Linked DNA regions of Homo sapiens: all the other regions are linked to region 1. Evidence: chromatin contacts called from ENCODE Hi-C or POLR2A ChIA-PET data. All regions are on one chromosome and are shown on one strand. The core of a region is the stretch at or near the end of the contact, and the rest is flanking DNA. Distances in the headings are between cores, read along the strand shown.

Region 1 (6,275 bases), core at 3,167-5,666:
TTGTTTGAATTCGTGAAAAGCTGGCGCCCCTGGCAAGCGAACTCAGGAGGAAACACTGACGATGTCTCCTCCTCCCATTCTCATGCTGCACCAGAGGAGGACCTGGTGGAGAAAAGTATAGACTGAGACCCTCCCGGGGTTGAAACGTTGCTGTTGAAACCTTTTGTTCTACCTTAGTTTCCACATGACATAATCCTCTCTCCTCCAGCATTACACTTAGAGATGAGTTGAACAGAGAGAACCACATTTTTTACCCTTCTGTTGTTCCATTGTTAACAAAAATTAAAATGCAATAAGTACCTATATATTCCCATAAAAATGTGAAACTTGGAACAAGAAGAAATTTCAAGGCAGAAAAGAACACACACTTGTGTTGACACGGATCTGAATAAACAATGACTTGCAAACACACACTCTGAAATAGCAATTGTGACAGCCTATGATGGAATCATGGAGTTGCTAGAGTTGCCCTTCTGGCTTTTTCAAAACTGTTAAAATTGTACTAACTCTTTTTTAGTTCAAGTTAGTAATCTCTATCAGAAAGCTTTGCCTTGTACATTCCGCAGGATTGAGAAGCTCATCAGGGTTCTGACACATCACTCTATGGTACCTGCGAGAGAACTCACCACACTGCAGAGGAACCATGAGCTTCTTCATCAGTTTCTCCCACAGTCTGAAAGTATCTGTGAGTTTTTCTAGTGCACGGTCAATCTTGTCACCTTGAAAATGTTCAATTAAATGTGTATTCAAATGAATGTCAAACTAAGGATCATCTTGGGTTTTATTGGATTTGTCACAATAGATACCAAACTTAATAGGAGAATTTTTTTAAAGATATTTTGGAAACCTTTGCCACTTACCCAGGCTTATACTATTGCTTGCTTTCCTATAACATCTAAAATGATACGTATACTACATATTTTGACCTTAAGTGCTGAAACATTCAGTTTTTCATTGACCAAATGTATGAGATTAGAGTTAAGAAATACATTTTTAAAAAAGGGTCCTAGGATTATCAAAGCCTGGGAATCAGCCACCTCATCTGAATATTCTGCTCTTTGCTAAGGAGGGTGAGGCTGAACAGAGGGACTCAACTGCAGAGATGTACTCAGACCAACTACCTTCCTAACCTCTGTTAGGAAGGAAAGCATCTCTGTAATAGACACTTTGTCCAGACTCCTGAATTTGATCAATGTGGGTAAGAAGATGACTAATCAATGAGAGCTGAACAAAAGGCATTTTATTATTCAAGACTGTGATAAGATTTTCCCACTTTTAAATGAAAAAAAAAACTCAAATAATTTTAATCAAAAGGAGATTTGTATACCAGATTCATTTAAATTTCTGACTTAAAAAAATTCTACTGGAATTTGATATAGAGAAAAGTCAGGGATATATAATATTGGCATAGAGTTAGTAGAGAGTTAAAATTCATTTTTTAGCTGCACTATCTGCCTAAACTGCCCTTAACAAGATCATTTTTTATACATGAAATTTTGCACCTCATTACCCCTAATTACATCCTTTTAACGGCATTCTTTGAAAATGCAGACTGAACAATGTAGGATAGAAAATACTTATCTTTCTTCTATTCCTGTTAATTGTTGAGTCTTATTCTTAAATCTGACTTCATCTTTTATCTCTTTCTATCCAAACTAAAATGTTTCATTCTGATCTAAACTTCAGAGACTTTTCTTTTTGGGAATAGGGAAAGAAATACACCATCTTAATGAGGAGAGCAGCAACATTTTCCTTTCCACTCTTGTAGCACATTCTTTCTACTTTGCTATATCACATGATTACCCAGTAACCATTTTGGCTTCAAGATTATTAGCTTATTAAGGACAGAAACAATATTGTATAGATCTATTGAATCCTTATAATATCTAAACTGGTGCCTTGAGTAGACTATGCAACTAGTAAGTTTTTATTGAATAAACAGGTTTCATATTTTGCAAGACATCTTGTATTATCTTGAATATTTCCAAATATTAGAAATGTTCTCAAATTTTGTGATTATTTCTGCTTTCCTCAGCTTCTAACAGATTGTTTACTCCATAAAGCCCTTCACAGTTTTCCTAAGCATTTTCTCGTGTCAGTCTAACAAATATTTGAAGATAATTATATTGTGCTTCTGAGTATTTTTTTTCTATACCATTCTCCTTAATGCAAGTTTCTTCATTTTTAGCTTTTAAATGTAATTATCCAGATTGCTCTTCTCTGAGCATTCATCTATAACTATATGTGTGTGTGTAGATAGATAGATAAATAGATAGACAGGTAATAGATAGATAGATATGAAGATATGAAGATACCTGTTAAATATATCTTAGTAAACAGAATTCAAAATTGGATCTAATAATCTGAGGCAATATGTGTAGCTAAAATAAATGGAACTATCATTGCTATCATTTTTATGTAATTCTTCTAGTGATGCTAGTAATACTACCAATGTATATATGGCTACTTTTAAAGTCATATAATTCAGTTAAATCAAAATGATTTTGATTTCAATAAAACCCTTGCTTTTTAAGGCTAGATTGTCACTATCTTATTCTTGCATTTGTTTACGGGAGACCTAAATACTATAGATAGATAGATAGATAGATAGATAGATAGATAGATAGATAGATAGACAGATAGATAGATAGATAGACAGATAGATAGATAGACAGATAGATAGTGATAGACAGACAGACAGACAGACATAGAGAATATTTGGATGGATATTTATTTTGCAATACGCACTTGACATGTGTGATCTAATTCTCACAACCACTTTGTAAGGTAAAGGCGATTCTTATTCTCATTACACAAATGACGAAATTGAGGCTTAGGAAGATAAGTGTACAAGAGTAGGTGATAGGGCCTGGATTTTGTTCTTAAGAAAATTTCCCCTGAATCCTGGGCCTCTACTCACTTCTTCACAGTCATCACTCTGCCTGATGAGGTATTCTTGGAGTTGTGTATGTTTGCCTTTCACCTGCTGTTTCATAAATGTCATGCCACCAGGAAAATGGCTAGTTGAATCAGATATACTTGAGAATACTTGCAGAGGTCTATACATGTGTTCTGTTGGAAAAACTGGACTAGTGGGGTAAGAATGGGGGTTCCTCCTTCCACCTCCAGGTAATTCAGAGGGTTCTCTGCCAATAACTTTTTCCTAACTGAATCTATTGTAACTCAGAATATTTTTTTTTTCTAAGAGTAAAGTTTTGGGCCAAGTCCTACTTTTTGGTGGGAATATCTGTGGACAAGTGGAATCTTGAGTCTTCTCTTAAAACTAATTACTTGGCTATTGTCCTTTCTACACAAATGCAGGGAGAGCCCTGTGCTACTGTTACAATGATGTCTCCTTATTGGGCTGAAAGCACTGTATGAACCATCTTGTCAAAAGTGCTAATGAGTGTATATTTATATTTTCAGGAGAGTATCAAGGGTTCTTTCTTCCCTTGATCTTTTGCACAGAATTAAATAAAACACACCTGGGAAACATACTTATAGAACAAGGTTGAATTTTCTCTATTTAAAAATTGATTTGAGAAAGAAAAGCATTTAAGAAGGAAAGAAAAATAAAATCAAGGAGTTGATTTGAATTAGAATAAAGAATATTGTCCTGAACGTCAGATCACATGTGCTTGATGATCAGCTCACCTCTGCCCTTTTAAAGGCTTTGTTTCTAGGATATCAAGATGCATCAGACGCCATGTCAAAGGCTCCCAGAATTTGAGACTTACATCTCAAAGGCTGTCACATCCCCTGTCCTGCAGATTTCTTATAGAGAACAATACCTGCCTTATAAGACTGGTTCTGGTAAGTCCTTTAATTTTTGGTGTCCAATCAGTTACTAGTAGATGCCAAACCTTGAGTTCATGTTTTAGTTACAGACTTCAGCTCATACTTTCTCAATTATAACACTAAGAATCGTCCTTTGGATAATAACGCTTATATCAAACCTAGAGACTACGTAAGCACAACTTTTCTCTTTTACTGTTCTATTCACAGTTAAAATATCTTTGTGTGTGTGTGTGTGTGTGTGAGAGAGAGAGAGAGAGAGAGGTGGGATAGAGAGAGAGGGACAGAATGAGAACAAATCTGGATTTGTCAAGGAAAAAAATGTTCCATGGCAAAGGAACCATGAGTTGACCAATGGGTACCGATATCTACTGTACACAAAGGATCGAAGCCAGTCCTGAGGGCTAGACGGGAGAAAACATCATAGTGACCCTAACCTGTATTTAAATGTATCCCGTAGAAGTTAGCTAGACTGCAGCCAGAGCAATACAGTGAGTAATCACCAAGTCATGTTTCTGAACTCACATGACTCCTCTGAAACATGTGGTGAAGATATTTGAGGCATTATCAAACACCTGCAGATTTTCAGTTCCTCATTTCTTGCTCATGTGATTTATTAACAGTTCTGCTAATGCAGATAGAATGCAGCCTCAAATTACAGCAGAGGAGAGGGTTGAATGCTGTGCAGCCTATGCTATTCAGAGTGCAGAATATCTGCAACCTAGTTGATCATTTTTGAATCATCAGCTCCATCTTTTTGTTAAATTAACAATTTAACAGCTGCTTTCATCAAAGTTCTTTTGTGTCTACCAACACGATACTGTAATTTTTTTTCCTAAATGCAATTTCCAAGATCATTTCTGTCTTTTCAGTCCCAGATTACTGATTTGCATGTTTGATCAATTTGTATACAAATGTTCAAGAATTTATAAACCATCTAGGGAGCATGAAACACCCTCTAGAGCTCTAGAGAATAATTTGATCCATCTCATCATTCACTTACTTAAATTTCTTTTTCATTAAGAACAGGTGATGAATGAAGGCAGTAAAATATGACTGAGCTTAGGTATACTGTTTCCTAAATAGGAAATATTGTAAACCAAAAGATTTTCACAAAATTCTAGTAAGTGGGAATATTGAAAATTGAGTCAGATTTGTCATAGAAAACATATTTTTTTCTTTTTACCTTTTGTGTTAGTCGGCTTGGGTCACCATACCAAAATACTATACAATGGGTGGCTTAAACAACAGAAATTTATTTCTCACACTTCCAGAGGCTGGGAAATTCAAGATCGAGTTGCTAGCCAATTTGTTCTCTGTCAGGGCCTCCTTCTTGTTTTGTAGATGGGCACCTTTTTGTGACATCCTTGGTGCATGCAGGCACACACACACACACACACACACACACAGAGAAAATGTTCAGGTGTTTCTTCCATTGGACCAGAGCCCAGGACCTCATCTAAACCTACTTATTTCCCCAAGGTCCCATCTGCAAACACTGTCGCATCAGGGGTTAGGACTTCAAAGGATACAATTTGTTTGCAACATCTTTTATAACAACTCAGTCTGCAACACTTCTCATATCTCCAACAATATTTAGGCTTTAATTTATTTTAAAATCATATTTCTAAGCTATATGCATAATAGTACAGCCTGAATGTCTTGAGCTCAAAAGAAGACCTTTAGAAAACAATGCACCTAGATTTTCAAGGAAAATCTATGCTACGTTTGTGGCAGAAGCCACTTGAATTGGCTGATACAAGTTTCTTTCTTGGCTACTGGATCTCATTAGAACCAGCTTCTCCAGATTGGAATGACCTCCTTAAGGGCCCTGAGTATCATCTTCTGTGTCTAGTTAAATTGAGGAGGAGGCACAACCTACTACGTAGCCTTTGCAATCAGGAACAATCAGTCCCCCTTGAGCATTCCTCAGAACAGGAACTGTTCAAATCTGCCCTTTCTCTGAGCTTGTGGGTCCAGACAGTGCAGGAATAGCTGGACAGGTTGGAAGAAGAGAAGGCCAGGAAAATTTCCAGAAAAGTCCCTGAGGCATTCATTGGAGCCGAGAGTCAAGCTCAAGCAGCAAGGTACAAAATACTAACATCAAGTCCAAAGGGTAAAAGACTGAGTTAGGATGGGCTAATGGAATAAGAAGTTTTGGGTAAGTGGAAACAAAGTTGAAATAACAATAGCCCCAAAGCAAATCAGAAGGTTCACGTTTATTACCCCAAACAGTGCTGGGCCAACTGTAGCTTGCCTTATCAGCTACTCCACGTTGGATGAAGATAGCTTTGATCTTCTGGCTTAAAGGATCAGAGGCAGTGTGAGTAGAAACTCAACCGTTTCCCAAAGGGTGGAAAAGCAAATGATATGGCTGGCAAAACACGACTCTCAATGCTTTGGCTTAGATGTGATACATGCCACATTCATTTACATGCCATTGGCCAAAGCAAGTCACACAAACAAGCTTGATGTCATCT
Region 2 (6,954 bases), core at 38-2,537, 650 kb after region 1:
TCTTGAAGCTGTAGTAGAGGCGGCTGCCGCCCCCGGCGCCCGAGGTCGCGCCGGCCCGCACCTCGTCGTAGAGGCTCGCTCCCTCGGGGGACTCCGCCGAGCTGCTCAGCGTAGGGCTGGCGGGCACTTTGGCGACGTTGTAGCGTCTCAGCAGCTGCGACGGCTGCTGCCCCGGCGGCTGCAGGAGCTGCTGGTGCGGTGGTTCCTCGTCCTCCTCGTCCGGCTCCTGTTTGATCTGCAGCTGCAGCTCGTCGTCGTCGTCGTCGTCGTCGTCGTCCTCATCCAGAAACACGCACTTGACCGTCTTGCCCGCGCCGCCGCCGCCCGAGCCGCTCACGCGCAGGCTGCCCAGCACGTAGTCGTCGCCCGCGCCCCCGTAGTCCCCGGACTGGGCCGCCTTGCCCGCGCCCGCCTTGGCGCCCGCGGCCGCGGGGGCCTTGAGCTTGCCGCATTTCTTGCTGGAGCCCTTGGAGGTCTTGGCACCGCCCGCGCCTCCGCCCGCGCTCCCGCCGCCGCCGCCGGCCGCGCTCTTCTCTGGGCTCTGGCTGGCGCTGGGCTTGGCCGAGGGGTCCATTTTGGGCTTTTTCCGGGGCCGGTACTTGTAGTCGGGGTAGTCGGCCATGTGCTTGAGCCGCAGCCGCTCCGCCTCCCGGATGAACGGGATCTTCTCGCTGTCCTTCAGCATTTTCCAGCGCTTGCCCAGCCTCTTGGAGATCTCGGCGTTGTGCATGTCCGGAGACTGCTCCATGATCTTCCTGCGTTCGATCTTGGACCATACCATGAACGCGTTCATCGGCCGCTTGATGTGGCCCGACGCCGTCTTGCACCAGTCTGGGTCGCTCTCGTCCAGGGCCACCGGGCTGCAAGCCATGAATTCGCCCTCCTCCGTGTCCAGCGCCTCCCGGGGCAGGTTGCTCTCCGCTTCCAAGCTCTCCGCCTGCTGCACCATGATCCGCTGCAGGGCTGGACGCTCCAACCCGGGCCGCTGGGTCTCGTGCGGAGGTCCCCCTCCCCCTCCCACCCCTCCACCTTCCTGGGCAAGTTGCAAAGTCCTCGGCACCCCGCTTTCGCGGCTCCCCCCCTCCCCCCCGCCCCCCCTTCCAGGCTGCACACAGCGGCTGTGGTGGCTTCGGCGACGACGGCCGCCGGCGCGGTGGGAGCTGCGGTCGCGACAGGAGAGGCGGTGGCGACGGCGGTCGAGGCAGCCCGGGACCCCTCTCTCCGGCTCGTGGCTCCTACCGCAAGCGCCGGACCCCGAGCTCTCCCAGGCGCGCGCGCTCCTTCTGCAAAAAGTTGAGGTCTCTCTCTCAACTAGTTATCAGGGTGTCATATGGGTGACATCACTCCCCCAGCTAGCCAATGGCTGGGGGCCGGCTCCGCCCATCTTCCTTTATTAACTCGGAGGCCCCGCCCCTCCACCCCGCCCTCCGGGCTGCTTTGCAAAGATGGGGGTGGGGGGAGAGGAGGCATGTCTAGAAATATGTTATTTTTAAAAAATCCGCGTGTGTGCACAGATGCGCCTGTTCCCGGGATGCTCGGAAGCGGCGCGCGGCACCACGGGGAGCGGGCGGCCCGGGGCGAACCGGGATGGTTCGGGCGCCGGCGCTAACCGAGGACCGGGTCCCGGGAGAGGCCCCGCGCGCCTTTGTGCCCAGTCCCCGGGAGGCCCGACGGCGACAGCGGACGGCGCGCGCTCACTCCCCGGGTGCACACACTCGGGCACGCGCCCAGCCTGAGACGGCGGCCTCCGCCCGGCTCGCGGTCAGCCGCGCCCGGCCTGCCCCGGGGTGGGCGCAGCTGCTCCCCGGCGAGCCCCTCGCGGGGCTCGGCCGCTCCCCCGGGTCGCCGCCCCGAGCCCGCCCGGTAGCCCCGCGGCGGCCCTGGCCGACGGAAGGTGGCGCTTGAAGACAGCAACCTTCCCGGCACGTGGGCTCTGCTCTCCTTTTCCCTTTCTCCCTTTTTGTAAGGCAAAGAAATCAATTTAAAGCTCGAGAGGCGGTGAGCTCCCTCCCCCGTTTTGCATTTTTCTGTTTTGTCCTTTTTCTCCGTCTGTTTTCCCTCCTCGGTGGTGTTTGGGGACGCGGCTGTGCGGGTTGGGCTGCGCCGCGCCCCCGCGCGCCCCGCCCCGGGCGGGGGCCGGAGTAACGGTCTGCGGGGCCCTCGGGTTCAAGCTGGCCACTCCCAGGGCTGGCTCCGGAGCGGGCTCTGGGTCCCGCAGGCTCCAGCAAGCCCGCGCCCCGCCCGGCGTCCCTGCGAGGGGCCCGGCGCCCTCCTTCCCTTCTCCCTCTGCTCCCCGCCCCTCCTCTCCCCGCCCCGTCCTCTCCCCGCCCCTCCGCCGCTCCTTTCTCCTTCCCAGGCCTCCTCTTCCTCTTTGTCCTTCCCCCATCCTCGGTCGCCAGCGCTTCTCCGGCAGCCTCGTCCTGAAATCGTGCGATTGTGAGCTAGAAGCCTTCTGGGTCACTCATAAACCAAAGAGAAAATAAGGTGCACTCGAGTTTCCCGTCTAAATATTTTCCCTGGAGATGGAAAGGTGCGCTGGCGGCCGGGGAGCCGCGACCTGGGGCGCGCTGGGCCTCGCAGAGCAGCCGCGGACCCCGGCGATCGTGCCGTGTTCGTCTCCTTTGTGTTTCTTTATTGAGTCCCTACTACCTCTACGGATATTCTGGGGGCAATTAAAGAAAATCACCGCTTCATAGGTATGGTCTGTCGCCACCCTCGCCTTCTCCACACCCCCCAGCACTGGGTATCTGGGAACTTTGAGCAGTTCCTAAGACACTGCCCGGATCCCTTCACCAGAGAAATCAGCCGTGTAGGACTGGGAAAATTATCCGAATCTGCTTCCTTTCAGGTGCCCTCCTGCAATTAATACTACATTTCTTAAGTATTGGATCTTCTCTGAGGATTCTAATATCATAAAATAATACCGTGTTTTACACAGATCATGATTTGAAAAAATTACCGCCATTGCGATAAGCCATTCCCGCCCCCGTCCCCCACTTCCCCGACTCATCCTAAAGAAAAACACTGCATCGAATACTTGGAATATTCAGACCAACTTAAATCTTGATAATGCTGGCAATTTATTCTTTCCAGGGCCATAGGAACCAAAAGAATTTACAGTCATTCATACTGGGTGACTTAAAGTCTGGAGATGTATAAAATCCAAGGCAGTGTGTGAAAACTCATCTTCACTCCCGCACGGCGAGCACTAGGTCTTGTTTTTCTCTTACAGCTCACACGTTTTTCAGCTATTGGGAACACCACCGGAGGGAGGGTGGGGTGGAGCACAAGGTGAACCTACACCCACCTCCCCACAACTGCAGGACAAATCCACACTCTAGAGAAAAGGATTGAAATATTTCAGCTCAGCTTCATTATTTGCTTGCAAAGTGTGAGGGCACCTACCATTTGGGCCTCGGAAAGAGAATGCATTTGAAAATCTTTGGCAAATTCCATATTGATTTGCTATCTTTACGCTATAGCAAAAATCATGCTTAGCTTTAAAATGAGAATGATCTGAATATAGTAGGAGTGAAAAATAATAGATTTTATTCTCATAGCGCTGCGATCTTTTTAGAGGAAATAAAAGTTAAAATCTGCTCTTTCGAACAAGAAATATAATTTCTGTTCAAGGCAACATGAGCCGTTTGTTGGAGAAGATAAAGCAAAGATTGGGATTGCTAAAGCAGGCACTGAAGGCGGCACAGGCGGGTGCTACAGCTGAATCCCCCCTGTCATGTAGGAGAGGCCAGGCAATTTTCACAAGAGATTAACTAGATTGCTATTTTGTAGCATGGACTCACCCCACATACTTAATGTTGTTAGACGTAGTCGAGTGAGGAATGAAAAAAATGATAATCTGTATACTTTATTTTTGCTCCCTAAGGGAAAATTTTTAAATAAGTATAGCATTTAAAAAAAAATATGGGAACATGTTTGAGAGTACGCATGCTTCTTACAGGAATAATAGTTACTTCTGAAAACAGATGTTTGCGCCATTAACAGTAACCAACTATTTAGAGAAATTTTAGGCTACCAAATAGAAAATATAGCCTTTAATAATGCACCTCTTGAAAACCTAATTTAGTAAAATGGAAATAGGTCTACTGTTTTTTAAGCCACTGAATGTATATCATAATTAGGATCATTGGTTATCTTTTTAGAGCCAATATTCACTCATTTTTGTGTGTGTCTGTCTATATACTTATTTATAAGCAAGATATGTAGTTTGTTTGTTAACCATAAACATTGTTGGATACATAATGTTCAGAATCTTAAGAGTCACATCTGATTAGAGGCACAAATGACTATTTTTATGGTGATTTTTACCTTTTCATAATTCCATCTTTACAAAGAAAATGTCACGTAAAAGGACTATTACATAAAGAGATGAGATATTTCACGATATCTCTCAAAATTATAACACAGCCAGAGTAAGAAGTGTCCCTTTTTCTTAGGAAAGAAGCATTTTTCTAAGCAAATAATATGCTAAAAATATCACTGGGTAAATATTTGACTTATCTGATGGATTGACCACCATTTTTAGAAGTATTGCAACCACATGCATTCCCCATCTCTGAAATGAAGTTATAAGGTAGGATCCTTTCCTTTTTTCTCCCTTTACCTATTCTCCTGAAATGAGTTCACTCCTTATTGTTAGCTGTATCTATTTATCTCAGCTTCAGCCTTAAATCTTGAATTTGGATCTGGTTATATTCTGTCTACTGGACATTCCTTCTTATTCCTTCTTAAGTGTTCCTCAGACCTGGTAATGAGTATAGATCGAACAATCCTACCTTGAAAACACACACACACACACACACACACACACACACAATGAACCAGTGGATGCTGTTACCCTGTTTGGCTCATCAGAACATGTTTCAATAGCTAAAATAATGTTGTTAAGCTTTTCACTCATTTATTCTCTGAATTGACCACTGCAGAGTGTGATCCATGAAAGCCAGAGCAGTTGGGCAGTACAGCACAGGGCAGCGGCTTGGAAATTTATTTTGATCATGACCTATTTTATAAAACACCTTTTTACATCATGACCCAGTACTCATGCTATACACATATAAAGCAGAAACCAAAGCGTCAAAAATCAGTATCTCTCTTTTATGTGCAATTCATACTCTTTTTTATTCTATTCCATTCCATTCCATTTCTGTAAATGCTAGTTAAAACCCACTATTAATGAGGCACCACTGAAGTTTGAAAAACACTGGCTTAGGTGTTCAGAGTTACGGCTCAGAAGCGTTCTGCCCTGGATTGAAAATTCTGGTTCCACTATCTTTTCTTTTTCCCGCGTGGCTCTCATCATGGAGCGCTTGACTTTTAGTTATCAATGCCCAGATAATTCCACAAACGTACTGCCTCCAAAATTCACGTCTTTTGAAATTATTCATATGAGATATGTATTCTATTTTTTTAAATAGACTTTATTTTCTAGAGCAGTTTGAGGTTCACAGCAAACATGAATGGAAAATGCAGAGCCTTCCACATAGTGTCTATCCCCACACATACACAACCACCCCCACTCGGTGGTACATGTGTTACGATCAGTGCATCCACAATGACACATCATAATCATCCAACATGCGTAGTCCACATTAGGCTCACTCTTGGTGTTGTACATTCTGTGGATTTGGATAAATGTATAATGGCAGGTATCCATCATTATAGTGTCATGCAGATTATTTTCATGGCCCTAATCATCTGGCCTCCACCCACCTATTCATCCTTCACCCCTCCAAGCCCTTGGCAACAACTGATTATTTTACTATGGCAATAGTTTTGCCTTTTCCAGAATGTCAAATATATGGAATCATACAGTATGTAGCTTTTTCAGATTGGCTTCCTTAACTTAACAATATGCATTTTATGTTCTTCCATGTCTTTTTATGACTTCATAGCTCATTTCTTTTTGGCAATACATAACATTCCATTGTCTGAGTATACCACAGTTTATCCATCCTCCTACAGAAGGACATCATGGCTGCTTCCATGTTTTGGCAATGATGAATAAAATCTGTTACAAGCATCCTTGTGCAGCTTTGTGTGTAGATGTAAGTGTTCAACTTGCTTGGGTAAATATCAAAGAGTGATACTGCTCTATCGTGTGGTAAGAGGTTGTATAATTTCATAAGAAACTTTCAAACTGTCTTCCAAAGTGGCTGTCCCATTTTGCATTCCCAACAGCAACGAATGAGAGTTTCTACTATTCTACATCTTCGTCAGAATTTGCTGTTGTCACTATTTTAGATTGTAGCCATTCTACTCGGTCTGAAGTGCTATCTCATTTTTGTTGTAATTTACATTTCCCTAGGCATATGAGATGGACTGTCTTTCCAAATATTTACTTGCCCTCAGTATATCTTCTTTAGTGATATATCTCTTCAGGTTTTTGGCCCATTTTTTTTAAATCAGGTTTTTCATGTGCTTATTGTGAAGCTTTAAGACTTCTTTGTATATTTTGGGTAACAGTCTTTTATCAGACATGTCTTTTGCAAATAACTTCCCCTAGTCTGTGGCTTGTTTTCTCATTTTCTTGATAGTGTCTTTTACACAAGTTATTTAACTTATCCTGTGCCTTCGTTTTCCAGTCTATAAAATAGGATACCAGTAACCATTCCATCATGTGCGTGCACGCGCACACACACACACACACTCATGTGTGCAGAGACACAGTCCAGGTCCTGCTTGATTTGTTAGAATTGCTATAATGATTAAATACATATGAAGTGCTTAGAACAGTGCTGCGCACAGTAGAACGTTTACAAATGTAGTCTTTATTATTTTAATATTTCTTCTTCTGTGCCTGAAAGGGTTCCTGGCATACCGTAACTATTGTGTAAGTTATGAAGGGATTTTCATATTTGCTCACATACCCCAGTAAGCTCAGTCAATTCTCCTACCCGAGTCACTCCTGAGTTCACTTCCTCCTGCATGTTT
Region 3 (6,787 bases), core at 2,290-4,789, 560 kb before region 1:
GTCATTGCAGATATGATTAGTTAAGAGGAGATCATACTGGAGTGGGCTTTAATCCAATATGACTGGTGTCCTTATGTAAAGGGGAAATTTGGACACAGACACACACAAGGAGAACACCATGTGAACTGAAGTCAAAGATTTGGGTGATGCTTCTACAAGCCAAGAAATGCCAAAGATGACCAGCAAAGCACCGGCAGCTGGTGGAGGAGCCTGGACCAGATTCTTCCTCACAGCCCTCAAAAGGAACCAATCTTGCCAAAGCTTTGACTTAGACTTCTAGCCCCCTGTGATGGTTAATGTTAAGTGGCAGCTTGACTGGGTTAAGGGATGCCCAGATAGCTGGTAAGACAGTATGTCTGTGTGCATCTCTCAGAGTGTTTCTGGACAAGATCAGCATTTGAATCCTTAGAGTAAAGAAGATCTGCCCTCACCCACGTGCATCACCCTATCTCTGGAGAGCGCGAACAAACAGGAGGAAGGGCACATATGCTCCTTCTGTTCCAGCTGGCACATCCATCTTCTCCTGCCCCCTGACTTCAGAGCTCCTGGTTCTCGGGCCTCAGGATTCCAGCACTTACATGAGAGCGTGCTTCCCCCTCCCTACTCCACCCCTAGGTTCTCCGCCCTTTGGCCTCTGACTGAATTCCACCACCAGCTTTTCAGGGTCTCCAGCTTGCAGACGGCAGATCGTGGGACTTCTTGGCCTCCATAATTATGTAAGCCAATTCCCATAATAAATCTCCTATCTATCTATCTATCTATCCATCTATCAATCATCTATCTAGTCTATCTATCTATCTATCTCTATCCTATTGATTCTGTGTCTCTGAGGAACCCTAATACACCTCCAGAACTGTGAGATGATACATTTCTGTGGTTTAAGCCACTCAGAAGGTGGTACTTTGTTTCACCAGGCCTAGCAAACTAATACAAGTGCATGGAAGGTGACTACTCATGACTGCAACTTAGAGAACAAGGGTTATAATAAAAATAAAAGTGTTATACAAAGGTGGCAAGATAAATGACAATAAATGAAAATATTAACATGTGAATTAAAAAGTAAAGATATTTTTCCTAGCATTCTCCCAGAAAGTAGAGACGCGTCTCTCTTGTTTGCCATCATATCCAGCAATGGCAAGATAAGTTCTAGGCACTTCATAAAAATTTGTTGAATGAAAGAAATGAATCTTCTGTGGTTCTTTATTAACCGGATCTTCTATGCATGGCTCAAATGCAAGCTCCGTAGATTCTACTTAGAACTGAAAAGGACCCAAGAGAAAGTTTTGTCTGATCTTTTCACTTCACTTATGGGAACACTGAGGTTTACCGAGGCCATGCCAGATCCAGGATCCCTGCTTGCTCAAGGCACACATGGTAATATTACAGAAGGCTGATTCAGAGGTCTTTTAACTTTTTATTACACTGCTTTTCTATAGTAATCAATTGAATATGGCCCTTGGGGCTTGACAGAATTTTTAAAGGCTTTCTCAAGTCTCAAAGAATGATTATATTTAACAGCAGACAGACCTCATTGTGGGCAAACATTTAATGCTCACTAAATAGCCATGCATTTTCCCAGATTTTCTGGCCCCCTCACAGTCAGGCCAGGGCATGTGACTCATTTTGTTCCATAGACTGTAGACATAAGCCTCACTTTTGAGCCAAGGCAATGAGAAAGACCTTCATGACACTGAACTTGCCCATCACCATCCCAGTGATAACAGAGCCACATATTGAGGTGGTGGGACCACCAAATGGAGTCAGCTGGATCTGTGGGTTGCCCACTGGTAGGATGATCCTCAGGAGAACATGAACCTGCATGTGTTAAGCTATTGAAATTTTAGGGTTTATTTGTTATGCCAGCATGGTCTTGCCTAAACTAACAACTAAAGCTAACACATTCACTGTAAACTGGTTTTGAGTAGCAGTAATTCACAGGTACTTGAGTCTTGAAGGAGAGCCCAAGTACAATACTAGGTAGGCAGAGTAAGTCATTCAGTCTTAGACATGAGAGCACAGTTGAGGCAGATAGCCAAGAGCTAGGAAAAGATGGGAACCTGGAAGAAATTCAGGTAGCAGATAGGTGCAAGGGGAACACAGTACACAATCCAGGTCTGTGTCCTGGGCAACAACTCAGGTGCCCACAGCTCATTCCTAGTGGATGCTGCCACATGGTAACACGTGAGGTTTAAAATAAAGAGCTATGGGGGAGAAACAGGACTTGCTATTCCACCTACTGAACAGGGCTCAGGTGATATATCGCAAGGTGGATGCTTGAATGCTTCATGAAGATTCCCTACAGAACCAAGGCAGTCATTATCCCGTGAGCTGGGACTGTTGGCTGTGGAAGGCTCACATCCCAGGAATCAATCTTGGCCAAAGGTAGCTGCCTCCTGCAAAACTCCTTCCAAAACCGCTTGCCTGGGACATAACATATGTCTCATTTCATATCTTTGTGTGAAAGTTTGGTCTATTGGGTTGTATTTCTGAGAATCGCTTGGCATACCTTGGGACAACACTGAAGGGCTCCCTAGCCCCAGAGTTCCCCAGCAAATGCATCCCAGCTCCCCTGTGTCCTCATTCTTCTACAGGAACCCTTCCTAAGCATCTCTTAACCACCAACCTCCATCTCAGAGTCTGTTTCCCAGGGAACCTGACCTGAGACAGTAAGATGGGGAAAGTGAGCTCCAGCAAGATTGCAGAAGAAGAGAATCATAAAACATTTTCCTGACAATAGATTGTCTGGCTTGGTAGGACCAGGAGGTTTATCTGTTATGGATAAAGGTGGCAGGTGGGCTTGAGCAGGAATGGACAGAATCTTGGATGCCACCTAAGAATGGAAAGTTCTGGGGGATAATGGGAATAAAAAATAAAAATAGGGGCTATAGAGACCCTTTCTGGATGGAAACATACTTAAAAGGCCCTTTAGAGGTCATTTTGTTTCATTGCTGTATGTTTCTAAGTATTTAACTTTTATTCTGCTATTATTTTAAATGCTCCTCACCTTAGATTATTCAATCTCCTTAAAATACATACAGTACTTAAAAACTCCTCTCTCTCTCTCTTTCTACACACACACACACACACACACACACACACACATCGCCACCACCATCAACAACAATAACAAACGCAAACACTCTCATCAAATCCCCACACCTTGACGGCCTGGAAAACTTCTCCTACTATTTTAAACTCCAGTGCACCACTGACACCTCTAGTAACATTTCTGTCACTCCCCTGGGTTAGCCAATCTTTCTGCTGAGCTGTGCTCACACCACTTTTGTTACTCTCTTATTATATTATCATATTTGTATGTTTGGCATTAGACATGAAAGAATGTAATAGTCCAATGAAAGAATGCAAATTCCTCTTTTTCCTTTCCCCATCTTGCATGTGTATGAAGAACTCTATCAGTCTGTCTTCTCCTTCCTTCTTCTCTCATTTCATATCTTCGTGTGAAAGTTTGGTCTATTGGGTTGTATTTCTGAGAACCTATTCTTATCAGAGGATCACAGGGCAAGACCACAAGCCACTTCCTCTAAAGAAGACATGCACTCACAGTTTCTAATCATCAAGAGGAGAGCAGGCTTCACAGATTGAAACAAGCAAATAACAACAACAAATAAAACCCAGAAACCCAGAAGCTGAGTCCCAGGCAGTTTGGAAGAAAGAAGGACAAAGCCCTCTGCCTGAGCTTGGCTCGGGCTTTGCTGCCAAAGTCAGTTTAGGTTTCATCAAGATCTAGCTATGCATTTCAGTTAGACTCCCTCAGCTCCAGTTTCCTTAGCAATGAAATGAAGGATGATTACACTTCTCTTCTATGGTTTCTCTGAGCATTTAAAATAAAAATTATGCAAAGCACTTAACACCATACTTGGCATGCCCACTTCAGGGCTCAAAACTTTTTAGCTGCTAAAATATGCGCTCTACCCTTAAGGACCATATAGTTTAAGTTAAGAGAAGAATTGTGTGTCCAGTGGTAGGAGGCAATGGCGCATTCCCCCAAGACCGAGAGTATTGTGATTCCATCAGTTGTAGAGCCACCCCCAGGGAGAATGTAAATCTTGGTCAATATTGTGAAATGGGACTATGAAGTCCAATGCCTTAACCCCTATTGAAATTGTATCTCCATCATTAGCCTTAGACAATCTGAATGTTATTTGTTATGGGATCATTTTGGTTAGGACGGGCTAATCTGTGTTACAGTAACAAGTAATCTCAAAATGTGAACTGTCCCATATATGCAGTTTGCTGTGACCGTATTTGTCTCTCCAATACTATCCTCCCAATAAGCACACAAGATCAAGGTTGCCTGTTTTTAGACTCAGCCATCTCAACATGAGGCCTCCTCTGTAATCACTGTGGACCCAAAAGCAAATGTTGTACAGCCTTGTACTAGCAGTTAAATGCACTCATAATTGGCCGGAATTAGTAGCTTTGCTTAACTGAAAGAGGGTGAGAAAGTATAATTTTCTCATGTTCACAGAAGGGGGTATGAATAACTATTCAAAGTCTTTACAACAGGGAGTAAAAATATTTCCTTCAAGGAACAGTGATTAAGGTTACCAGTTTTCAGTGAATAGCTAATGCCTGATATACCACTGAATAAATTAGGGATAGTCATGGTGGCACTGTGACTTGAATTTGAAAACAGGCATCTGATAAGACAAGTCAGATCTTCAGGGGTATTTCATTTGGGGAGTGTCATGTTTTATAAAACTTGAACACCTCTAAGAGGAGTATGTTCTCTAGCTCACCCTGGCTCCCACCACCCTGTGCTGTCTTATATCAAGTTGCTTCACACATGTCTGTATTTCTGATTTTTGAGGCCACTTGAAGGCCGACATTGGACCCCTCACAAAACAGAGCAGAGCATTTTTTTGTTTTGTTTTTTGTTTCCATAGGTTATTGGGGAACATGTGGTGTTTGGCTACATGAGTAAATTCTGTAGTGGTGATTTGTGAAACTTTGGCACCCATCACCCGAGCAGTATACACTGCACCCAATTTGTAGTCTTTTATCCCTCACCCACATCCCACCCTTTCCTACTGAGTCCCCAAGGCCCACTGTGTCATTCTTATGCCTTTGCATCCTGATAGCTTAGCTCCCACTTAAGTATGATAACATACAACCTTTGGTTTTCCATTCCTGAGTTACTTCACTTAGAATAATAGTCTCCAATCTCATTCAAGTTGCTGCAAATGCCGTTAATTCATTCTTTTTTTATGGATGAGTAGTCAGAACATTTTTAGAAGTTTATGTTCTACCGGATTTTTCAGACCTGAGCTCTGGCGAAGCGCTCATCTCAATATTCCCATTAAGATGTAGAATGAAAGACCACCAGAGTCCTCCATGTTTTGTGTGTGTGTGTGTGTGTTAAAACTTTGTTGCTACTTCTACCATCCTTCAACACTTATTTTACCTATTCGTTTACAAGACTGCCTTCTCCACTAAACTTTGAGCACCTTAGCGACAAAACAATCTTATGCTCATTTTTGTGTTTTTAGCACTTGCTATAAAAGCTGATACATCATAGGTGCATACTAAATGAGTAAGTTAACTAACGGGCAGCCGTCTTAAGCCTCCTGTTCTCTAAGGTGTTCTTCCCCAAAACCCAAATGTCCTCTCTTTTTGCTCATGACAATTATCAGGACTTCAAACTGTGCCATGAGTTTTTATCTATTTTGTCCTGCATTACCTCAGATTATGAAGGATGGCTTTCACATGATGTGAACTCATTGGTAACTGTTAGTAGTTACCAGAGGCCACCAAGAGCTGTTTGTATAATTAACTCAAGTCCTTACACTAATCTGCATTGATCCCTCATTTTGCTGATGAGGAAACTGGGCCTTTGTGAACCTAAGTATCGCACCCTTAATCAAACACGGTACTGCAGCTCAAGCCAGGCTGTCCCACGGCAGGTGCCTTTTCTATCACTGCTTTGCCTCTCTTACTCAGTTGTTTAACTCTCTCGTGTGTCTAACTCTTGTCCTAACATTTGTAAATTTCTCAAAGATGAAAAGCCTGACTCTTCTTCTTGGATATTCCCCATAGCGTCTGGCACAGGTCTCACCACACAGTAGATATGCACCAAGCTGTTCCTGAATTAAATCTTTCAACTACAAGGATCTTGCCAGGCATCACCAGGTTGTGGTAGGCAAATAGGTAGGAAATAGCTTAAGTTTGCTCTCTGTTCCCTGCTTTTCCCTCTCCTGGCCAATACCTGAGAGAAAGGTGGGGCTGACACATCCCAACGACAACTTGAAGAACAAGATTAATGTTTGCTAATTCCCCAGACTCCCTCAGTTTTACAGAAAATCAGTGGAGAAACTGCAAGTTTAATCACAACGAAGACATTTCAGGCTCTGTCACAGCGGATGGAGGCAATATTTAAAGGACTGGAAACGTCCATGGGGCCCCAAGTCATAATACTCACAGCACTGCCTACTTCAATAGAAGTGGCTTTATTAACTGCCATCAGACAAAGTCAAGTCAAATCTATTAAATGGCATCAAAGTCAGGTCAAATCTATTAGGTATATTGCATCTTACCATTTAAATGATGGATCATGCTATGGACTGAATGGTCTCCTTCCAAAACTCACATGTCAAAGCTCTGATCCCCTGTGTGACTATATCTGGACACAGGGTCTTTAGCAGGTAGTTAAGTTCAAATGAAGTCCTTATGCAAAATGATGGTGGCCTTTTAAGAGGAGAGAGATCCCTGTCTCCTCCATGTGAGAACACAGGGACAAGGCAGCCATCTGCAAGCCAGGGAAAGAAGC
Region 4 (6,434 bases), core at 2,160-4,659, 600 kb before region 1:
AAGATTTAATTTTTGGCCTATCACTAAATTTTATATATGTAGAAACTTTCTTCTCGGGCACAAATTTTATAGCATTCCTTTATCTCTCTGAACCTATATTACCATTGTTATTCTCCTGACATAATTTTTACTTCATGTAATGTAATATAGGATTCCTTGTCTATATTTTATCAGTGGAAGTATTTTACTGATTTTAAAAATTAAGAAAAGTATTAATTTTTGAAATAGCTTGTTACCATAAGGTTCCAACTATTAAAAATTACTGCAATTGTAATGATTATATAATTAATAAAAACAAGATAAATATAAATTAATGTACATTTCTTAAATCTAAAAAATAAACTATTAAAAACAGAAGAATTTGGATTTTTTCTCTTTAAGTTTGTATATCTATGGATAAATATTACTTATATGTATAATAAGACTCAATTCAAGATCAATTTTGTTCCAACTTTTCACTTTTATAGCTATAATAACTTCAATACTTTGTTCACATACATACACAGATGGACTAGAAGATACATTGTAAAAATGAAACTCAAGTCTTGAACTTCTATATATATGCCAAAAATCACATAGTAATAAAAGAAAAAACTAACTCTGAGTGATCAGCTGACAACTTAATCAGCAGATCTTCCCACAAAAGTAAACCTTTGGGAACCACCAGATATGTAAATAATGTACAACCAAGACATTAGTCATTCAAGTCCAGTTTCTGGGAAACACATCAAGAGACTATACTAAGACTTTATAAATAATTGTACTCATTACTTTTTCACTTAGAGGCACTTTGTTTAAGTCAATATACTCAAGAACGAGCTTGAAAAAAATCTTAATACGTGATTTTATTATTAAAAATGCTTCAATTACATGTTTGTCAATATTATTTGTATATTTAGCTGATTCTAATAACCTAAGAGACAAAGGAGGTTCTCACTGTCAAATCGGTCAGCCCTGTGTTCTACCAGAAGAGGTTTCACCTTATTTTTAAATTCAAAGAAATGTTTTTACATTGACTATATATTTATGTACATACAATTATAGGTATTATATTTATTTATATCATATATATTTAGAGAGAGAAAGAAAAAAGGAAAAATAATTTTTAAAGCACTGAGATAAATTATGAAACACAACTCATAAAACAGATCATTAAAATCAGTAAGGTCAGGTTTAAATCAAGATTGAGGTGACTGAATTATGTTACCCATTTTATAACAAATTATAAAGGCAAGATACTAATGGTGTTCTCATTAATATTTAATAAGGCAGTGTTAAATTGAGCTAAAATTAGAAGTTATTGATGAAGCTGTAAGTCTGAGAGCAGGCACGATATTTCTTTAATGAATGTATATGCATGTGTCTATGAAGTTCTGTTGTTAGGCTTTTGGGAATAATCAAAAGAAACTGTATGTTTAAAATAAGGACAAAAATACATTTGTTTTTGTTAAGCCTCATGACCCAACATTTCCTACTGGGTCTTCTTCCCTTTATCCCAGAAGCATGATATCACTCAATCAACCATCCAGAACCCTTTTGTTTTGAATCACATCACTACCCTTGACACATCTGAATGGTTCTCCCTGCCCAGGAGACAGATTCTACCTCCTCCTGATGGCAAATCTTCAGACTCCAGGCTCCAAGGGGCTCCCCAGCCCTGCTGTTCCAGGGCCCAGGTTCTCCTCATCTCTTTCCTCACAGCAGGCTCAAAACTGCCTTGGTTGTGATAATTCTTCTAACAGTCAGCATCCATTTCTCATTGTCTTAGTTCTACTCTGGCCTGTGCCCCAGTTTTGGGAACTGGAATCCACATCCTCACCTTGTCAACATTACCCAAAAAAAAAAAAAGTCAACAAAAAAACCCACATTCTTACAAACAGAAGTCAGCCTGTGTCTCCTCATTTATCCTGGGAGCCTCAAGCATGGGACCTTGCACATCATGGATGCTCATTAAATGCTGACTTGATCTTTCTAGAGAAATCTATACCGCCCTAGAAAACAGGCACTTGCTGTTCTCTTGCCAGTAGTTGACCGTCTCCCTCCAATTTGGCATGTATAAACACCAGGAAGGCTCAGAGAAGACTGACCCAGCAACAGACTGACTTAACATCATAGCCTAGAGCACAGAATATGGAGGAAAATGGCCCAAAGTCTGAAAAACAGAAGTAAACAAACCCCAGAAAACTGTAACTGAGCTAAATGTGGAAAATGTGGTTATGATTGATTGTAACAATACCATCAGCCGCTGCATCTCAGAAGAGCATCTCTGTTTCCATTTCTAAAAATACTGCTCATTTCTACACATTAGGAACTCTGAAACCAGGAGGAACTAGAGCAAGGTATCGGTCTTTTCGCTTCTAGTTCATGCTTTAAAAATGACCTTTGCCCTAAAGGCCAGCTAGCCAAAAGCAGACCATCAACGAGCCGGCCACACAAAGCTGCAGTTTCCCAAACGTGGCCGGTCCAAAGGCTGAGTGATGGCCAAGGCCAAGTTTTTAACCAACAATTTCTTTTCTTTTTAAACTACTGATATTTCCTACTTGGGAAAAACAAAACAAAACAGAACAAAAACCTGTATTTCAAAATTAGCTACTTCAATCATTGAAGGCTGGATTGAGGCTGCTTTATAGTCCATGAAAACCACCTCTCTTTATAAATTCTAAACATTTAAAAAATCTTTGCTCGTGCTGGAATGTCATTTTCTAGTATTTTGGCCACTTCACCATGACTCTTTTGTGAATATGAAGCCATTTCACAGTTCTTGGAATTTGTTTGAGACAGATTCCCAAACACAGCGTCCTGGGAGGTGGGCGTGGCCAACAGAGAGAACACAAAATTCTACTTGGCCTCGTGATGTGTTTTCTCCAGGGTTCTTTAATGTCTCCCTCACACCTGAGGAGACCCTATCTCGGGGCCAGCAAAAGCACTGCAGGGAAAGATGCAATAATCCTAATATGTTAAAGTTAAGATTAAAAAATAAACATAAAATTAGAATGCACTTATCTTCCAAGGAATGGAAGAGAAAGCGGGAGGGGTAACTTCAAATGGCAACTTTCACAGTGGCCACATCTGGGCCACAGTGCCCCAGCCAGGAAATGCAACCGTGACACCTTAGCAATGCCTTCCCAGTATCACCAAAGGGGTAAGTAGGCAATCGGGTAAGTGGAGGGGAAGATCTCTCCAGCAGCCCTTTTAAAGTACGGACCATGAAAACGTGAGACAGGATGACTGAGAAGCCGAGCCTTTGGGAGGAACACTGGAACTTGCAGCACCCGCAGACACCCCACATTCCGGGTTCCTCACACCACCTCAGATCACTGCCTGTGCCACTGCAGGTCCTTTCTCCATCACCCCAGGCCCATAGTGCCCGGCCTCCTCCCGCATCTCCAATGGCTCCTCCTCTGCTCCTTCCTCCCTCAGACCCGCTGTCCTCTCTCCTCACTTCCCTGTCTCAGTGCCCTCTGAGATTAGGATCCTCTCTCCCTGGCACACAATACCAATTCCAGCCATTCTTTCACTGTGTCCCTCTCAGCTTGGCCAAAAGATCACTCAATCCTTGACCTCCTGCACACTTCAACTCCCCATCAGGGCTGTCTAGAGAAGCATGCAGTCACCCAGAGTGGCTCTTTCAGTCTGGAGCCAGAGCTTCGAGTGGGCTGTGAATGCTTCAGGTGACCGCTCTGCACCTCCATCTCTCTAGAGGACTTTCTGCTGCCTCCTGGTCTCTGCAAACTTCCAATCCCTCTCCATGTAGCATGCTCAGATGCTGGCTTTGACTCCCATTTCACAAAGAAAGGTCGGTAATCAGAAGAGAACTGCAGAGCCTCCTCCTCCGAGCACCACCCACGCATGTATCTGTCATTTGGTCCATCCCCACTGGTAACTATCCGTGTTCCTCCTAAAGCCAGTAACTCCACTTTTCCACAAACCCATCTCTCTCTCCTACTCAAGAAGTGTTTTCAGCAGCCCTCCATCCCACACAATCAATATTTCACTCTCTACAGAATCACTCCCATCAGCATCTAAACATGCTGATAATGCTTCCAACTGAAAAATAATTCTCCTAAGCTTATTTACCCCACCAGATACCACCTCAAACTCTGCTCCCTTTTGCCGCAAAGCTCAACTGAGTTGTCTACAATCCCTGTCTCCACTTCCTCCCCTGCATTCTTCTCTCCAATCCAGCTTGTGTGGCCACAGCCACTGGACCACTGGTCCTGGCACTGATCCGAGCCTCCATTCTCAGTCCTCTCCATGCTCCTGGTTCCCCCGCTTCCTCCCTGGTTGTTCCCTCTTGTTCTCCTTTGCTGGCTTGTCCTCTTCTGCTCCTCATGAAGCTAGAATGCCCCAGGGCCCAGTCCTTACAACTCCTCTCTTCTTTCACTGGGGATCTCATCTGATCTTATTCCTTGAAATACCAAACAGAGGCCAAAGACTCCTATCACATCTCCAGCACATACCGCCCTCTTAAACGATCAGATCTGGATAGGACCACCCACTCGGTGTCTCCATGTGGGTGGCTTATAATCTTCTCACACTCAGCAAGTTCAAAACTGAACTTTGAATCTCTTTTTCAAATTGAGATGGAGTCTCGCTTTTGTCACCCAGGCTGGAGTGCAATGCCACGAACTCAGCTCACTGCGACCTCCGCCTCCCAGGTTCAAGCAATTCTCCTGACTCAGCCTCCCGAGTAGCTGGAATTACAGGCACCTGCCACAACTCTCAGCTGATTTTTATATTTTTAGTAGAGATGGGGTTTTGCCATGTTGGCCAGGCTGGTCTCAAACTCCTGACCTCAGGTGATCCACCCATCTTGGCCTCCCAAAGTGCTGGGATTACAGGCGTGAGCCACCGCACCCGGCCTCTGAATCCCTTTTTGCACCCAAACCTTCTCTGGCTGCAACCTACTCCATCTCCACTGGTGACAATTCCACCTAGTTACTCAAACTAAAGTGCCTGGAGTCATTACAGACTTTCCCCTTTTCCTCATATTCACAACCACTCTGGAAGGACATGGTAAGGGCTCTCTCTTCAGACTATCCAGAATGTGGCCACTTTTCCCTGCTGCTGCTGCTACTGCTATCTGCAGAGTGTGCCCCACTTTCTCTTGTCTGGATTACTAAAGTAAAATTCTCCAATGACCTCTGAGATGGTCTCCTGGGTTTTACTCTTGTCCTCCGCCCTCTCCAACGTCCTCTGAGATGGTCTCCTGGATTTTACACCCTTGTCCTCCACCCTCTGCAACGTCCTCTGAGATGGTATCCTGGACTCTAGCCTTGTCCTCCGCCCTTTCTAACGTCCTCTGAGATGGTCTCCTGGATTCTAGCCTTGTCCTCTACCCTCTGCAGTGTCCTCTGAGATGGTCTCCTGAACTCTACCCTTATCCTTCACTCTCTCCAATGTCCTCTGAGATGGTCTCCTGGACTGTAGCCTTGTCCTCTGCCATCTGCAATATCCTCCAAGATGGTCTCCCGGATTCTACCCTTTCCTCCACCTTCTACAGTTTATTCTCAATGTAGAGGCCAGAGTAAGCCATTTAAAATGAAATAGACCCTGCTTCTCTGCTTAAAACCCTACACTGATATCCCATCATGAACCTAGAATTCCCCCACAGCCTGCAATGGCAGGCACAGCCAGGTCCCACTATGCCCTGCCCAGTCCCAGCTCACAGCTCTGTGCTGAGTCCTTCCAGCCAGGCTGGCCTGGGTGCTCCTCCAGCTGTCCGTATGCTGCAGCCACCAGCCCTTCTGTCTACAGCGCTCTTGCCCAGATGCTAAGTGGCTAGTTACTGCGCCTCCTTAAAGTGCATGTTCAATTTCACCTTTAGAGACCTCCCTGACCACTCCACTTAAAACTGCAACCTGCCCCGTCGTACTAGACATGGTCTACTTTTTCTTTTCTCTACAATATCTAGGCCTTGTTGCATAGTATATAATTTGCTTCCGGCTACTGTCAAATGAGAATTGTCTGTCTCTTCCTGACTGTCCCTACCCCCATCCTCCACTTGTATTCCTCACAAACACAGAATCTTCGTGAGAGCAGGCACTGGTGCTGCCTCACTGAGTTCTGAGTTAGAGCTGTGCCTGGCACACGCAGGAGCTCAATCCACGTGTTCTCTAGTGAATCAGGGAGATCTAAAACAGGAGACTCCAAGGATTGTTAAAAGCAGCAAATGAATAAACCTGGAAATCTTTCCAAAGTATAAACAACTATGATGGCATAAAATAATGTGTTGAACACTATCTTAAAATTCATTCCGGGGAAACCTACTAGAAAATTGCCTTTATGGTATGGCTTAACAGGTATAGAAAAATCCACCCAGGCAGGCCTACTATCTTTTCCAACAATGGCCTGAGATTCCACTAAGAAGAGATCAATGAACGTTGGGAAGCCTTCATTTTCCGAATTCAAAGTTACCTCTGAGAAATCCAGAG

What was found. Hi-C counts contacts between places; a loop is a spot of excess contacts on that map. ChIA-PET counts read pairs that join two places held with the same protein, here RNA polymerase II (POLR2A). Pooled maps may share reads with other maps.
Region 2: a pooled map shows a loop between it and region 1 (3-fold over the local background). The contact joins the promoter of SOX11 here to the enhancer-like site in region 1. A Hi-C loop is called at or near these places in 1 of 168 maps with a recorded cell type or tissue (OCI-LY7), 5 of 37 single-sample maps with no recorded cell type and 5 of 50 pooled maps. POLR2A ChIA-PET finds 5 or more read pairs at or near these places in 1 of 52 experiments (OCI-LY7).
Region 3: a loop to region 1 is called in a map with no recorded cell type, with 14 times the contacts of the local background. The contact joins two enhancer-like sites. A Hi-C loop is called at or near these places in 8 of 37 single-sample maps with no recorded cell type and 4 of 50 pooled maps.
Region 4: a loop to region 1 is called in a map with no recorded cell type, with 12 times the contacts of the local background. The contact joins two enhancer-like sites. A Hi-C loop is called at or near these places in 3 of 37 single-sample maps with no recorded cell type and 4 of 50 pooled maps.

What each region holds. Positions count from the first base shown.
Region 1 is chr2:6,343,817-6,350,091 of GRCh38, reverse strand. No RefSeq gene overlaps it. Among named protein-coding and RNA genes, the nearest start is that of LINC01247, 28 kb to the left of the region's middle. RefSeq lists enhancers at 3,843-3,892, 4,373-4,422. Within about 2 kb of position 4,416, at least 2 of the 41 ENCODE cell types and tissues checked have a DNase peak (open chromatin) inside an H3K27ac peak, as active enhancers do; they include OCI-LY7, where a contact is called at or near this core.
Region 2 is chr2:5,686,717-5,693,670 of GRCh38, reverse strand. SOX11 (SRY-box transcription factor 11) reads right to left here and starts at 1,287. Exons shown (of 1, transcript NM_003108.4): 1 at 1-1,287. The coding sequence starts at 949. It overlaps LINC01248 (long intergenic non-protein coding RNA 1248), which reads left to right and starts at 2,553. Exons shown (of 5, transcript NR_110580.1): 1 at 2,553-2,696. It overlaps LOC124908052 (a long non-coding RNA gene), which reads left to right and starts at 2,708. Exons shown (of 2, transcript XR_007088653.1): 1 at 2,708-4,594; 2 at 5,916-6,043.
Region 3 is chr2:6,906,668-6,913,454 of GRCh38, reverse strand. GRASLND (glycosaminoglycan regulatory associated long non-coding RNA) reads left to right here. Exons shown (of 5, transcript NR_033997.1): 5 at 1-1,179. Among named protein-coding and RNA genes, the nearest start is that of RNF144A, 7.4 kb to the left of the region's middle. RefSeq lists enhancers at 3,390-3,519, 3,650-3,699. Within about 2 kb of position 3,539, at least 5 of the 41 ENCODE cell types and tissues checked have a DNase peak (open chromatin) inside an H3K27ac peak, as active enhancers do.
Region 4 is chr2:6,941,131-6,947,564 of GRCh38, reverse strand. RNF144A (ring finger protein 144A) reads right to left here. Exons shown (of 9, transcript NM_014746.6): 2 at 6,418-6,434. Among named protein-coding and RNA genes, the nearest start is that of GRASLND, 26 kb to the right of the region's middle. Within about 2 kb of position 3,409, at least 4 of the 41 ENCODE cell types and tissues checked have a DNase peak (open chromatin) inside an H3K27ac peak, as active enhancers do.